Regions from separate parts of the Mus musculus genome. Here region 1 is linked to region 2. Evidence: chromatin loops called from intact Hi-C (ENCODE). Cell type or tissue: heart. All regions are shown on one strand. Links, peaks and the distances in the headings refer to the core of each region. The heading gives the core; the rest is flanking DNA.

What was found. A loop is a pair of places that touch in the nucleus more often than their neighbours do. Peaks named below come from ENCODE experiments on the same cell type or tissue, not always from the same donor. Only the 100,000 strongest peaks of a DNase experiment are listed, where the experiment ranks them.
Region 1: it touches region 2 in a loop (7-fold over the local background); 6 of 42 quality-filtered maps call a loop at or near these places.

What each region holds. Positions count from the first base shown.
Region 1 is chr1:152,506,874-152,515,207 of GRCm38, forward strand. Colgalt2 (collagen beta(1-O)galactosyltransferase 2) reads left to right here. Exons shown (of 12, transcript NM_177756.4): 11 at 1-126; 12 at 1,639-3,822. The coding sequence ends at 1,915. Among named protein-coding and RNA genes, the nearest start is that of Gm51749, 29 kb to the right of the region's middle. In heart, for the core only: a CTCF peak has its summit at 4,585; DNase peaks (open chromatin) are centred at 4,548 and 7,628; H3K27ac peaks cover 515 bases.
Region 2 is chr1:152,382,814-152,391,147 of GRCm38, forward strand. Tsen15 (tRNA splicing endonuclease subunit 15) reads right to left here and starts at 3,869. Exons shown (of 5, transcript NM_025677.3): 1 at 3,646-3,869; 2 at 886-967; 3 at 449-584. The coding sequence starts at 3,771. In heart, for the core only: a CTCF peak has its summit at 3,853; a DNase peak (open chromatin) is centred at 3,828; H3K4me3 peaks cover 1,201 bases; H3K27ac peaks cover 740 bases.

The sequences.
Region 1 (8,334 bases), core at 133-8,132, 120 kb after region 2:
TTCCTACTGGACCCTGGGCTACGCCATTTCCCTGGAAGGAGCACAGAAGCTTGTCGGAGCCGATCCCTTTGGGAAGATGTTGCCAGTGGATGAGTTTCTGCCAATCATGTACAACAAGCATCCTGTGTAAGTCTCCTTCCATGGCCACCTGTCCCTTGGTCACATACTGTTCACAAACTTAGCCTCCTGGGTGGAACTTGGTGTTTTTATAGTTGTATGGGTTTCCTAAAGAATCCTTTCATAATTATAACCTGGAAAAGTTTAGTAGATCTTTGAATGGACAGAAAGGATGAGACAGAGGAGGTAACTGCCTTGTCTAACATCCTCTTCATTACTCAGTGCACAGGATAATGGTCTGCTCAGAATCTACTTGTCTATGTTCTTCTGACTTTCTAACTTCACATAACTGAAGCTAAAGGTCATCTTTCTTAGGCCACCCTAGATTTATTCTAGCTTCACTCTGCTCACCCCATGTGTGTAGCACTAGGTAGTAGAGTACACATCCTCTTAGTATTCAAACCCAGGGAGATAACACAGACCCGTGAACAAATCATCATGATGTCTCATGACGCTCACTCATAGTCATGGAGGTGGCAAGAAATTCAGGGGAAGAGAAGATGGCATCTGAGCCAGATATCCAAGAAAGGAGGAATACAGTACTCAATGCCCAAGGCCCTGCTGACTGACCCGATACTTATCAAAGGGTCTAGTAAATGGCAGTTACCTGTTAGTCCTCACAGTGGGCTATAAATTCTTAGAGGCAGAAATAGCCACACATCTCTTAGACCCTTAGAGTATTTGTAATAGCTGCTGAAGCAATGTGTCCTAAAATCATGAGTGGAGCAGGAGGCCAGGTTCTGACCTTGATCCCTTCTCTCAGTTGCTAAGTGATCTCCAACTCGGACCTTCCTTTTAGCTGTTGAGGTCCCCACGATACAGCTTGATCATTTTATCTTGTCACCAGTAAAGATGGAGCTATCTGCCATCTTTTACACAATATGCGTTACCTCTGTATACTGACAGAGATATAGAGTCAAGCCACTATCTCCTGAAACAGAAAGGAACATAGCACTTAATTCTCCTGTGGACAAAGATACTGTATAGATATCCTTCACGTAACTTTCAAGGAACCCTTGGAGGAAGCAAAGATGTCCCTCTAGTTTTACAACTGCATAGAGCCAGGGCAGCAAGCAAGAACTGGGGTGCGATGGCCAGCTAGCATGCCTCCAAACCTTCTCCATGTCCCTTACCCCATTGTGGCTCTCCAGGTCTCAGATGTCCTCATTTCTTTATCAGTGGAAACAGGAATGGAACACTGATTGAGAATTGGTCATGTTTATTTATCGCTGTGAGTCCAATAGAGTTGATGTCTTACCTTTCAGAGTAAGACTTGAAGCTCTTTCACTAAACTGTTCTACCCAACCGCAACCGGTTTTGCTTGTCTCTACAGACCTTCTCAACACTTTAAAGAAATCCTTTTTGTGTTTGTAGTCTAAGGTTCTCCACAATCGATAGAACTTTACAAAAGCAAGAAATGTACCCAGGCAGTTTCAGAGATGACAAGCAGGGCTCTCTGCCTTCCCCATTCCCTGAGACTTCTTTCCGCCCCTCATGTGGCTGTGCACCTCTTGTTTACAGGGCTGAGTACAAGGAGTATTATGAGTCCAGGGACTTGAAAGCCTTCTCCGCAGAGCCTCTGCTCATCTACCCTACGCACTACACAGGCCAGCCAGGCTATCTGAGCGACACAGAAACGTCAACCATCTGGGACAATGAGACAGTGGCCACTGACTGGGACAGGACACACTCCTGGAAATCCCGGAAGCAAGGACACATCCGCAGCACCGCCAAGAACACGGAAGCACTTCCACCGCCAACTTCCCTGGACACTGTGCCTTCAAGAGACGAACTCTGAAAGCTTCCTGGGTGTGTGGTCTGCAAGGTTCATCACTGTCTGGATTTTCTAAAGGGCTACTCATCTGTTTGCTCCAGTTTGGGGTTTTGTTTTGTAGAGATGGCAGTCATCTAATCAAGTGGTTTGATGTGACTCATCAAAATTATATCATTTGTATAGTGAAGAACAGAGAAATTAAAAACCAAATTCCCTAGGAAGCCATTACTGGAATATCTAGGTTAAACTTCAGTCCAAATGCCCAGTTCTGCTCACTAGCTAGAGAATGCGGTTAGCCACACTGGTGTGGCAACATGGCTCATATTCTCATCCAAGAAATGGCACCCCAAGCTGTCACATCAGTAAGTGAGCAGTCAACACAGACAAGCCAGTGGACCTTGTTTACTAATCTAAGTGGTCCATTTTATGTGGCAGATGTGACCCTGAAATCATCAAGCCATCTAGACTACATTTATTCATCTAATTGATGTGACCTTGAAAACTGTACTATGTAACAAGTGTCTGGGAATGGGGAAACCAAACCATTAATTGGGCTTTTATTCAAAGGAGCTCTGTCATGAGTTTGTTGCAAAGTGGATGTTTTCTTCTTGGCTTTATTATCCCATGGAGTGAGAGCTGGAGCGATGGCTCAGTGGTTATTATCCAATGGAGTACGTAACTGGCTTGGGTAGCGACATGGGCTCTTGACCATCATGGCAGCTAGAGTGTTCATCAAAATGTCTAGGTGCCATGTGGCTATAATATTTAGATATTTATGGGGGAAAGATCTAAACCCTTGGCATTTGTATTGTGGCTTAAGTCCAATATGTCTATTTATAAAAAACTGTAATATATACAGGTTGTGAGGGATGGGGTGACCCAGAACCTCACACCTTATATGTCACCCCTTCGCCTGGGGAGGAACTGCAGGTGTGAGTGTAATAAGTCACTGTTGATGAGTTTAATAAGTCACTGTTGAGGGTCAGAATACATTTCAGCCTCACACTTGTCCTCGTTTTGGATTTTCATTATATTCTGAATTATTTATTTTACCAAAGTGGAAAAACCATCGTCTGTAGGGTGAAGCAAGCAGAGGAACAGATGTCTCAGACTCTCACTGCACACTGGGCAATGTCAGTATTGACACGTGAGTCTGCGCATCTGAATTGCCTGAATTTCCCAGCTTGGCTTTTGCAGGGAAGACCGCTGGTGAGAAGCTAACCAGTTAGGAGTAACTTATTCTCCAGTGGATATATAAGACACTGGCCTAGACAATAGATTTAAGTCAACGATCCACAGCTCTCAGAGCCAAAAATCCTAATTAGACACCTTTCTCCAAAAAAGTCCCCTAAAACTTTTTCCTAATTCTTCATAGGTAATTTAATGTCAGGTGCAATGCTGGACTGTGTCACACACAGTGTCAGGATTCCCAGCCAGCTGTTGAGAGTGCTTGTGGTGCTTCACCTCAGCCACCCTTCCTTCCTGGGTATGATTCAGGCTTCTTGACTGAAGCTGAGAAACCAGGCTTATCCAGCCCCAGCTTGTGTCTTCTCATCTAGAGAAAAAGAGAAGAGCATTAAGGAGCTCATGAGGAACCCTAAGTGGTTCCTAAGGTCTCCTTGGGTGTTCGGTATTTTGTTTGTGATTTGAATGTGTGCAAGAATGCCTGGCTTTAACTGTGTATTTTATAGGAGTGGGAGGTGGCTGGGGCACTGGAAGTGAAGGGAGACTGAGTTATGTTTTGTGTTGTTGTTGTTTTTGTTGTTTTCGTTTCTGTTGCTGTCTTAATGGGTAACTTTCTCCCGTTTGCCCTGTCAGCTGGTCTGACGGATTTAAGAATTTTCATTCTTAAAAGACATTGGATTTCAAAGTTTGAATTCTAGATTAGGACCTTTTCTAACTGTGAATAAAGTTCTGGTTCTGTTAGTCTAGCCCAGCCTGTGTTTCTGCCTGCTCAGATTTGAGTCCCTTGTAATATTCTTGTGAACTATTACGAACTGCGAATCTAGCACTTTAAAAAGCCATCTTTTTAGCAATCCAGATAGCTTGCCAAGCCTCCCTTCTGCTCTTCAACTTAGACACTGGCCATTGCGGTGAGTGACACTTGAGGCCTTCGGTACAGAGCTCTGTCTCTGGCCCTGGAGCCCGCTCTTGGTGCCTGAGAGGCTGAAGCCCATGCAGATTCCTCTCAGGATCCAAACTGTGATCTTCTGAGGGAAAAGCCTGACCTTGATAGTGTAAGCACTGCCCTGTGGGCTGCCCCCTGCAGTCTGCAGAAGACTCATCCTTGGCATCCCTTGGGCACTTGAAGGAGTGGGCATCCACATACCCTGGTCTGTCTTGCTGTACTGTTTCAGCATAGGGAAGAGACCAGCTGCCTTCTGGAGCTCTCCATATAAATAAAAGCAAATGTTCTAAATTCCTAAATTATGCTTGCTGCTTGGCTCTTCAAACCCTTGCCACTGACCAACACTACCAGGACTGCCACATCTGCATCAGTGTTGAAAACCAGAGAGCATCCGGAACTGTCATGGGATCCCAAGGCAAATGAGACAGGGCAGCTACTGCCCTGCCCATGCTGTGGGAGCTGCTGTGGGCAGATGAGTAGCATTATGCAAGCTGGCAGGGATTATACCATATGTTCAAGGCAGAAGAGTCCCCCTAGAGGAAGTTGAGGGTATGCCATATGTTCAAGGCAGAAGTGTCCCCCTAGAGGAAATTGAGGGTATGCCATATGTTCAAGGCAGAGTGCTCACTGTTGTGCTAACACGTGGTCTATCTAACCATTCAAAGATAAAATGGTAGGGAGAATGACTCTAGTATTTCAAATCAAATCTCCGCCCCCGCCCCAAGTCTCCAGAACCATGTGTGAGCATGACCTGGTTTCAGGCCCTGTTTGGGGAATGGAAACTCTCAGGAGGCAAGGGCAGGTGCCCACCTTTGTGGGAATCCAGTCAATTTAGGAACCACACAGGCAGGTAGCTGTATTTCAGAGACTAAAAGGGGGGAAAGTGGGTTCTAGCATCCTAGAGGATTGGAGCTGCTTTTTCAGCACAGTGGAAGGAGGGCCTGTGAAAGACCATCCAGCGTTAATGGGAGGATGGGTGGGAGTGTTGGGTCCAATGATGGAACTGGACAGAGGTAATGCCGACAAGCTGACTTGCTTACATACTGATTGTGAAGACAGAGGCTGCTGTTTGGGGAGGAAGTCTAGGATTCTAGGTTTGGTTCCTGTCTGGACAGACAGTGAAGATGCTTCTGGGATAAGATTGGTGCCTGAAGCCAGAAAGGTTCCCATTCGGGCACAAACCTGTTGATCTTACTATTTCTCTTTACGGTTGGAACAAGTGAGTAAGGATGACATCCCAGGAGGCTTTCCACAGTGTATGCCTTCACATCCTCCAGCAAACAAAGCCGTATGAATAAGCAAGGATCGTCTCTTCATCAAGGATTGCTGCAGGGGAGGCCTTCATCGTAAAGAGCCATGCCCAAATTTACAAGAGAGGGCATTTTCTCTTCCAAGTCCTCCATATTCTCTTGACACCCACACTGAATCAGACTCTGAGTCACCCACTCTGAGTTCAGCCCATCCAGGACTCCATGTTTTCTCTTCCTGTGGACCAGAATCCTGGTTCCTCACTCCTAGCGGTATGCAGATGGTGCCTGGTACATAGGAGACCAGGAACCACAACATTCATCCCAGACTCTGCTGTTTCTCCTTCTGGAAAGCCATGGGCTGTGGACCACCATCCTGTCTTTGTCTTGACTCCTCTGAGTGGCAGACATGCCAGCTGTGCCCACGCACCCCCGCAGGGGGCAGGACACAATGACACCACAGTGTGTTTGAGATACTCTTTCCAACCAAGGAGGGGAAGGGAATGATCCACAAGCGATCGATTGCCTTGACTGATATCAATCAAAATAAAGCTGAAATGAGGCAGAGGTCTTGAGAAGACGAAATGGAATGACTTACACCAGAGGACAGGCAGCCCTGGAGTTTGTCGGTATGGTCATACAGAGTTTCGCAGGGCTCTTTTCTCCAGAAACAACCTGCTGCCTCAGGGACATTCTCCTAAGTGTGGCTGAGAGATGAAGCCGGAAGGTGAAAGGACTCGTAGGGTCCTCTGTGAACCTCAGGTGACAGACCCCTCAGCACAGGGCAGCTGAGGCAAGGAAGAAAAGCCTAGGGTTTTCTGTTTGCCTGCTTGGAGAACGGTGGTGGCTTTAGTAATCATGCTACCAAAGACTGCACGGAAAATGGCACCTCCTCTCATGACAAGGACAGGAAAAGATGAACTTGCTTTAGTGTTTAGGAAGAAATGTTGATGGAAGTGTTAGACACTGGGTGGGACCTAAGGGTCAATGGTGAGCTATGCCATTCAAATTTGGGGAGACAGGAGGCTGACTTCCTCTCTGCCCTATGAATTTACTATAAATTCTCTCCTGCCCCCCTTCTCCATCCATGTGTGTGTGTGTGTGTGTGTATCTTTGTCCGTGTGTGTGTTTGCTTTCTTTCTCCCACTGCGCATGTTCATAATTAAAATGGTCTCACGTGGGCTGCCTCTACCACACCAATGATGCTGCTCCTGCTCAAACCTGGAGCCATCCTTCCCCTGACCTGAGAAGGGCAGGAAGGTGGAACGAAGAATCATCTAAGAATCAATTCTCTGGACTTTTTGAATAATCTACATTTGTTCTTAGACCCCGCCCTAGTTTCTTCAGCTTAGTTTCCCCTGAAATGGGTGTGGAAGTCAAAGGCCATGTGGGAACACTTCCAAGGTCTGAAGGGCATCTGCTTAGAAGCCCCTGGGGACCTTAAGAGAGCTCCTCTGCACAGTCCCCAGCCCAGCGCTGTCCAGAATCACGATCCTGGAAGAAAGATGCCCTTTGGGCTGCAGTGGACAGCTTTCTGTTTCTTATAAGTTGTCAGTGAAGATGGGGAACCAGACGTGTGGAACGGGCATGCATGCAGACTGCAGCTGACTCGCCAGAGTGCTGCTGGTGTGAGCAGCAAGGTTTGAACTGCTATTCTAAACCAGCATGGTAGTGTGAAGACTTGAAGAGGATTGTATGATTGTTCAACCTGGCCATGCAGGAGGAAACCAAGCGGATTTGAGGGGAGGGACTACCCATGAGTGGAGAGGAAAGTGGGAGCCTGCACAGCAAAGTCCTCATGCCAGAGGGATCTCTGAGACAGAACGACAGGACAAGAGGAGAAAAGAGAGTGCCAGGCCATGCTTGGAGGTAGTGATCTTGGTGCAGAGACTGGACAGGAAAGCAAGCAAGTGGAAACCAGTGGCAGAAGGCAGGTTTAATGGTAGTGGTACCAGCCTAGTCTTTAAATTGACCACTTTATCCTTAATCCTACCACAGTGGGAAGCTGAGGTGAGCTTAGGCCTGTGATGAAATGGTGGGACAGGAGTAACCTGGATTCAGGCATGCGAATGCCTTTGGCGCCAAAGCCCCTTCCTACAGAAAGAGGCAGAGATTATTCTCACAGAAGAGGACCCAGGAGTGAGCAAGGTTCTCCCTACAGGTCTGCAGATGCAGAGGGCATCCAGGAAGGTGGGGGCCCTCAGAGGGACACTCCAGCACAGGGCTCAGCTCGCCTGTCAAAGGTCCTCACTTGCAAAGCCTGAAGGCTGGCCAGGGAGGCTGCGCAGAGCCCACATGCCTGTCTTCATGAGTCTCTCTGGATCACAGACAAGAAACAAGCTGCCAGAGCCCCAGATGTGCTCCAACTCCGTGAGTCAGACAGCAGCAGCAGCAGGCTAAGATTTTTCCAGGGTGCTGTTCCACACATGGAAGCTCTACCCCTGTGATTTTCCCGTCTGGAATGGGGGCTGCTCCCCCAGCCAAGAATGTTGGGGCTCCCTTGCCCTGGGCCTGAAGGAAGACTGCAGCCAGCTGAGACTGCACTCAAATGAAGAGCTTTTTGTGCACGCTCTCTCACTCTGAATAAACCTCGAGGGATAGGAGTGCCTGTCAGTTACCGCTTCTCAGCTAAGGCAATGCTAAGTATAGAACTTGCCTAAGGTAGTAAGCGACCAGGGAGCCTGTCTTCCCAGCAGTCCGATCTGCGCTCTCCCCCCCCCCCCCCCCCCCCCGCACAACACAAACTGCAAACTACAGCCCCAACAAAATGTCTGATAGCTCTAGCTCTCTCTCTCCCTCTCTCTGATATATCTGATATACTAATTATTCAAAAAGTTATCAAATAGACATACCGTAGTGTACATTCTCAGATAAGAGTCTGTTGAAGGCTTGGCTGTCTGCTGTCATATAAATGAGGATCATGGATGTCTGAGAGAAAACTATCATTTAGGATTGCTTCCATTTCAAATCCGGCACCTTGATTTTTCGGAAGAAGCCATGAAAGCACTTCAGAAAGCGCTTCAGTCATCTCTTGTGTGAGATGATGTCCTAGCACTCACTTGGGCACA
Region 2 (8,334 bases), core at 105-8,104:
GCTGGGAACTCCAAGGGGTGGTAACTGATTAAATGTCGGGGAGCTCTGTTGAAAATGAGGGGGACAGAGGTTATTCAGGAGAAAGGAAGCCCTTTTCCTCCTCTGTCATTTTTCAAACACAGGATCTCCTGCTACCTTTTAGAAATTAAAAACCTTTACTTAGAATGCCAAGCAGGAAATACACCTTAAGCTAGGCACAACAATGGTGATCATGAAAGAAAGGATGGGTGCATGGGGTTATACTCAAATTATGATGTTACTTGTTAAAGCGTACCTTAAAAATGTCACGGGGTGGATTTAAAAACTGGAACATACAACCAATGAAAGATTATTGACAAAAATATAAAAAGAACTTATAAAAGTGAAGAAAAAAACAAGAAAGAAAGAAAATCCACAAAGAGTCTAACAGGCAAGGATCTTTTAAACTAGGACAAAAGTCCTCGCTCACCTATTATGGCTGAGGGAAGCAGAAATGGGTGTAGGCACCACCGTCTGCAGCCCTTCCCCTTCGATCTCAGTGCCAAGGAGGCAGATGAGTTGTAGTTCTGGTATTCCTACACAGTTTACTTCATGCCAACTTTTACCTGAAAGAGCATCAAGAATGGACATATGCACTCATTCAAAAGCAAAGATAAGCATTCTAAACTTCTAATACTCAGCTGAACAAACTGCACTCGTAATATTACCTCCTCTCTTTGTTTTTCTAATCTTTTCCATGACCTAGTAAGTCCCAATGTAAATCAATAAAGAAATGTAAAATTAACTGGCAAAATTAATAATAAATGAAAAGATGTTTGCTTATTATATGTGAACAACCCTACATAACAACCCAATGCCCCAACCTCCCACACCCCAATAGCAAACCAATATAAACAAGCAACTTACTCTCCATGAGATCCAGGTAAACCAAGAATGCTATATAAACTTGGGTGGCATCTCCTATATCTAATTCCATCATTTCTAAATACTGAAAATCAAAACGGAATTGTTAAATAGAGAAGAAAATAATGGCTCAATATTTTCTTTCATTTAACAAATATTCACTAAATATATGCATATAAAATATATATACATATATGGACATAAACCATCTTCTGGATATAATGGAAGTTAAAAGAATGTAAGGTCTTATCTCTGCCTCTAAAAAAAGAAATCTACAATTGTTAAATACATCCATGCAGTCTCCCTTCATGCAAGAAAAACACTATCTTATCAATCACCAAAATCTAAGGATATTCAGGTCCCTTATATAAAATGCAAGAATATTTATATATAATCTGTGTAGTCTTTAAACCATCTATAGGTTATTTTAAGTGCTACATAATGTTTAGAAATAATAATAAAAGTCTGCACATGTACAATGTAAAGGATATTTTTTTCAAATGTTTTCAATTAAAAATTATTTAGCAAATCCTCCATTCTGGAGGACTAGCTATACTTAAAGCTGGTAGGTAAATGACAATTATTAAAAGCATGAGTTATAAAACAATAACAGACTAGGTCAGAGGAAGTATTCTCAGGGCATGAACTGGTGATCTTTTCATGACAGAATAGATGCAGTCAGCCTTGCAGGACTTGAGTGTATGGAGAAGCGCAATGGTCCAGTGGGAGAAATTATGGCAACCAAGAATAAGCTACAGAAAGTCAAGTCTATAAAGAATCATTGCCACCAGGAGCAGAAAAAAATTTAGATTTTCATTGGGCTACGTTATGGGATGCCTCAATTTCTCTGGCATCTAATTTGCATATAGAAAAAAATCTGCTAAATTCTGAACACCTCCTGCTCTTGAGTGGGAGTTATTTGAGCTTTAAAGAAGCAAATTACTTCTTTCAGACTTGCTAGCTGTAATAGGAAAATCCCAGGAATCTACCCCTGCAGGGAGGCCCTGGGCATCCACACACAGTGGGGCAGGTGTGGTAAGGCCCTGGCCCTGGGCATCCACACAGTGGGGCAGGTGTGGTAAGGCCCTGGGCATCCACACAGTGGGGCAGGTGTGGTAAGGCCCTGGGCATCCACACACAGTGGGGCAGGTATGGCTGATCAGATATTCCAGAACCTTGAGAGGGCAGACCTAATTGGCTGCATGATAAATGTGCAGGTTCAAAAGAAGGACTTTACGTGCCCCAGATCTCAAAAAGTGCTTGACAGTGGTACTGAGACATCACTTTGTGTTAGGCTACAAGGTCTAATTTGTTGTTCCTGGAAGAAAAAAAAAAAATCAGGAAGATTTGGTGGTTTATACAGCCATTAAGTTCAATGGGAAAAGAATCTGCAAGTAAGAAAACTGTCTAGAGGCAACATCAAACCTAGATGGAGTTTCAATGGGTTACTAATACTTATATAGTACTTTTTATGTCAGACACCTTATAAACATTACCCTATGAGGTTAAGTACTACCATTATCCCTATTTTTTAATGAAGAGAGGTAAATATACCGAGACACGTCAAAAAATTGAAACAGAACTGCGATGAAGTCAAACAAGTCAAAGTTTACCAACTTTGAAACAGAAATAAGATTCAAACTTGGGAAGTCTGAACTGGCCTCCATGTTCCTAGTCACTGTTGATGTCTTCTCTGTTTCTCTCTACATCCTCCCCTGTCGTTATGGTAACTAGTGACATTCCCACGCTATTGTTTATGGAGTCGATGATGGGAAATCAAAGAAAACACCAAGCATAGATGGGCGTGATGGCTCACACCTTTAATCCCAGCACTCGGGAGGCAGAGGCAGGCGGATTTCTGAGTTCTAGACCACCCTGGTCTACAAGGTGAGTTCCAGGACAGCCAGGGCTATACAGAGAAACCCTGTCTCGAAAAACCAAAACCAAAACAAACAAACAAAAACAAAAAATAAAAAAACCCACCAAGCTTCATGAAGTGCTGAAAGGTTCCTTTTTTAAGATTTGTATTTACAAATATTCGCTTTCCTTGATTGTTTTAACACACTTATCCGACTCAATAACTCTCAAAGGGGGGAGTTGCCATTTTATTAATGAACCAGTCCTGGAGGTCTCTGTACAGCCTTCATTCATTATCAGCAGACTGCTTGTGGCTTAACGGATACAAAGTTATCAATTTCCCAAGCAGAAGCAAGCAGAAGGTTATCCTTATTTTCCTTGAGGCCAACACAGAAAATACAATGTCAATAGTTCTCTGGCCTGTACAAGAACTTACTCAAGCTTTCCAAGAAAGAAGAAAAATTAGGATTCTGTCCCCATACAGAATCAAGATGCACACTTTGGGCCTAAGGCTAAGTGTAATACGACTGTGCCTAAATACATTATTTGCGGACTCCTAGATCTCAGCCGTAGTCCACAAACTGTTTCTGATCGGTTAGCTGTGGACTCAGCCCATCTCAGAAAGGACTACATAGTTAGGAAAACAGGTATTAATGGAGGGCTCATCAGCGGCCTCTGGGTTAAGAGTGGCCTTGGCAGCATGACAGGAATGGTGTTAATCTATACTATATAACTCATATAAACAAACAAAAATGACACTGCGGGCGACCAGTGGCCTTGCACTCGGGGGTCCCCCCCTACCCCACGCCGCGAGGCTGGCGTGCGTCCTCCGCCGAGACGCGGGCCGGAGAGGGAGCGCGGTGCCGAGGGCCGGGTCGGCGCCCTGCTGGCCTCGCGCCTCCTGACCTTAGGGTGTGTGCCCATCCAGGCGTCCTCCGGAGCCCATGTGTGGGCGCCGCCGCCATCGCGAACGGGAGCCGGGCCAGGCCCGCTACATCCCGGGGTAGGTTTGGAATCGCTGCGCTCCTCCATGCCGCCCGCGCAGAAAGCCGTGGTGCACCGCAAACCCCGCTCGGCCAGAAGCAGACGGTCCAGCGCGCGGGAGTTCCGCTTCCCGCCGCGCACACTGGGCGGAGAGTTGGCCGGGCCACGCCCTCTGACTAGGGACCGGCACCAGCGCGGATGAGCTCCGCCCCCTCCACCTTCCCTCTTCACCACCTCCAGTCTGGGCAGGTTGTAGGGTAGAGAAAGTTAACTAATAACCTGAATTCAGAATTCTTCAGCCCTTCATAAACCCGTGCTCTCTAGCTTGAGAAATGAAGGATTCTTAACCCGTCTTTGCCTTCAATTCCTGGGAGCAGAAAAAGACCCCATTCAATGCCCTGCTGTCGAAGTTTAAAATTAAAACACAGTTGTAAAGCAAGTCCATCTTTCAAGATTAGAAAAAAACATGAAGTGTTGAACGGGTACTGAGAACTAACGTAAACAAATGACTTAAAAAGCCAAAGATGTGACCCTTCAGACTGATGGGTAGGACATGGCAAGTGGGTTTGGATTTACCCTGAGTAAGAAAGGAGCCAGTGGAGGTTCCTGGTATTAAGAGGAGTGGTTACAAAGCCACTATATTAACCAAGACCAAAAAGGCTTCCAAAATTAAAAAAGTACCAGGCAAAAGAAAACTTGTGATTCAAAACGCAGTAGATTAAGAATCTTGTGTTGAACCAGGCAGTGGTGGCCCACGCCTTTAATCCCAGCACTTGGGAGGCAGAGGCAGGTGGATTTCTGAATTCGAGGCCAGCCTGGTCTACAGAGAGAGTTCCAGAACAGCCAGGGCTTCACAGAGAAATCCTGTCTCGAAAAACCAAAAAAAAAAAAAAAAAAAAAAAAAAAAGAATCTTGTGTTGAAACAAAACTTTGATGAGACCATTACATCCATCAGCAATGAAATACAACAAACCATATTTTTAATGGATGGAAATCTCAAGGGTCAAATCTCAAAAATGAAAATTTTTTTTAAAATCCAAATAGGTATTCTGTAGTTCAAGATTACAGTTTTGGAAATAAAGATTTCCAGTGGGTGATTTTTGACAACCAAAATGGAATTTGGGGGGAAGAGCAGGTGAAGTTGCAGATAGATCAAGAGAAATCACTACAGATGAACAAAGAGTGAGATGTTATTTTCATAAGTGTGAGGGTGGCAGGGGGCAAAGTGCCAGGCTTAGTGGTGAATGATCATGATCTCAGTATTCAGGAGGCTGAAATGGGAGGATTGTGATGTTGAGCCCAGCTGAGTCTACAGAGTGAGTTCTAGATCAGCCTGGACTATAGATCAAAACCTGTCACAGTAAACGAACACGCAGAGAATGAACAACGCCTTAAGGAGTTGCCCCATGTTAGTGAACTAATAGGAGAAGGAGGTAGAAAACACTGAAGAAATGATGGCCAATTTTTTTCACAATTTCAATGAAATAAATTTGCCATTACAAAATGATAAAAAAAGTACCAATTAAACGAGACATGAGTTCCCATTGTTGAAGAAAAGAAAAAGAGAAAACCTTAAATATATCAGAAAACTAACTACGAGCAAACTCCACCTACAAAGATTCATATGAAATCATTATTTTTGCCTCCATAAAACAGCTGTTGACACATTCTCCCAAAAGCAAATACTACTAAAATTAGGAGGCTCCCTGAAGCAGCAAACACTGACACTAATTCAAGAGATCAGAAATGAAGAAACTCTCCTCTCTGGCTCCTAGAGCTTAAATCGGTCAAAGAGTTAATAGCATTTGGTTGCTAAACTGAGAATGGAGATCCTGGAACTCAGGAGGGAGATCTGAGAGTAGATTCTATGTGAACAACACTCCAACATCTGCAAGGGAAGATTTTCTTTTTTTTTTTTTCTTTTTTCTTTTGATTGGCTATTTTATTTATTTTATATTTCAACTGTTATCCCCTTTACTGGTTTCCCCTCCTATCCCATCCCGCTCCCACTGCTTCTATGAGGATTACCCATCCACTCTCGACTCCTTGCAATGGCATTCCCCTATACTGGGGCATCAAGGCTTCACAGGACTAAGGGCCTCTCTTCCCATTGATGCCAGACAAGGCTATTCTCTGCTACATATGCAGTCATGGGTCCCTCCATGTGTACTCTTTGGTTTGTGGTTTAGTTCTTGGAAGCTCTGGTTGGGGGGGGGGTGTCTAGTTGGTTGATATTGTTGTTCTTCCTATGGGGTTGCAAACCCCTTCAGCTCCTTCAGTCCTTTCTCTAACTCCTCCATTGGGGTCTCTGTGCTCAGTCCAGTGGTTGGCTGTGAGCATCTGCCTCTACCTTAACAAGGTAGAGCAAGGGCTGGAGGGGTGCTCAACACTGACTTTTCTTCCAGAGGTCCTGTGTTCAATCCCTAGCAACAACATGGTGGCTCACAACCATCTGTAATAAGATCTGATGCCTTTTCTGTTGTGTCTGAAGACAGCTACAGTGTACTCATATATATAAGATAAATCTTTTAAAAAGTGGGGGAGGGTAAAGGATAACCAGAAGAGTGGAGGGGGGAGAGAGCCCTGAAAGGGTAATGAAAGCAGTAGAAACGTTTTATAGGTAGATTAAATTCTATTGTGTAGAAAAATAATGACATATGCACACTTTATATAAAGTGCTTCTGACTTTTAATGCCACTGTCTATTTAAGAGGTGAACAAAAAATGGAATTTATTTTCTGCTGGATTAGAGAATGAAGATTTTAAAGTAGGTCTTGCTGGCTGGGAATGGCTAAGAATAAACACAAAGGATTCATGCCTCTCAGAGAACCTTGCATTTAAAGCACAGAATCAGAAGGACTCTTGTGGCAAGCTTAGAGTGAAATCTACCAGACAGCAGGGTAGAGTTTCAGCTCTGATAGGCTGCAGGAATTTTCCATTTGTAAATGCTTCAATAATTCATTAGAGTAGAGTACTGAAGGGCATAGAAGGGGAAAGCTGGGTAAGCAAGAAGCAGTGAACACTGTTTCCCTCCTGAATACTATGTGTAAGCCTATTCTCTGTAACCTGGCACTTGCAGCATTGATTTCCCAGGCTGATATTTTACCCAGACCATTGTATTCCTACAAGAAAATCAGTGATATCTATGCAGAGATACATTAATTCAGTTAGTCTCAAGAGAAAAAGCCCACACTAAATTGTGATTCAAAGTGTGTTGAAGAAAAAGAAGGCCTTTTGCATAGCATTGTGTAAGACACTAACTCCAAGTTTTAAAATATGTAGCATTTTAGAGCTACATATTTTATGTAGCCTTTTATTCATTAGCTTTTTTATTATATCTATATATGTGTGTTGTAATTTATGTTTTGCACACAAGCCATACGACTCCCCATTCTCTTGTTTCAAGAGTAGGTGAGATACTAATTCTTCTAGAAAATATTTGGAAAGTGTGATGGTTTGTTTATGCTTGGTTCAGGGAGTAGCAGTATTAGAAGGTGTGGCCTTGTGGAGTAGGTGTGTCACTAAGGGTGAAGACTTAAGACCCTCACCCTAACTACCTGGGGGTCAGTATTCTGCAGCCTTCAGATGAAAATGTTGAACTCTTAGCATTGCCTGCACCATGCCTGCCTGGACACTGCCATTCCCCTGACTTGACGATAATGGACTGCACCTCTGAACCTGTAAGTCTTTATAGTCAAGAGGAGAAGGAGACTATTGGGACAATTGATGCAGGTTAGCTGGAGCTAAGAAATTAGTGTTGATTAAGAAGAGATCAGCATCACTGAGGTGAAATCTTCTTGGAAGTGTTTTCTGAGAGCACAAAGGAACTGTGTTCCAGAGGTAGCCAAGGTTGTACCTCATGGTGCAGCTGTGCTTGGTAATATATAAGAGTCACCCAGTTGATACTGGGTTTGAAGGCATTGAAGGGGTCATGAAGAACAACTGAGGTTTGGCATTGTGAGAGGTCATGAAAGGCCATTGGTGAAGGTACAGCGTCAATTGCAGTTGATGACCCAGGACTGAAGGGATCATGCAAAAGATTTGTGGCTTGGCACCATGAAAAGAGCCTATGATATTGGTGAAGCCTAATTGCAGAGGAAGACCCCAGTGTATTAGAGATGCCAGTACCATGGGATGATCACCAAGAACAGCAGCAGCAGTCAAGTGGAGTCAACCTGAGCTTAGAGTGCTACAGAGGGCAGAGCTGGAGAAGTGATGCCAGCCCAGAAGATCATGTGTGGATCTCAGACACTGAAACAAGAAGCTGTAACATTGAAGTTGCCCTGGAGACCCCAAGATTTTTGAGATAGCAGAGACATAGGATATCTCCTGAGGAAAGCTGTTGATAGGGACTGGAACCAGACCAGGAGAAAGAAGCTTGTTGCAGTCAACAAAGATAAAAAGGAATTGGAGATCTGAAGACCTCCTTGAAATCAGACATGGAGATGCAGAGTTTGGAGTTTGCCCAGCTGATTTCCTGTCTTGCTCTGTGGATTACAGTTAAGTGATCAGATGAGACTTTGAACTTTGGACTTTTGACATTGTTGAGACTGCTATAGACCATGGGGACCTTTGAAGTTGGGCTAAATGTATTCTGCATTATGCTATGTTT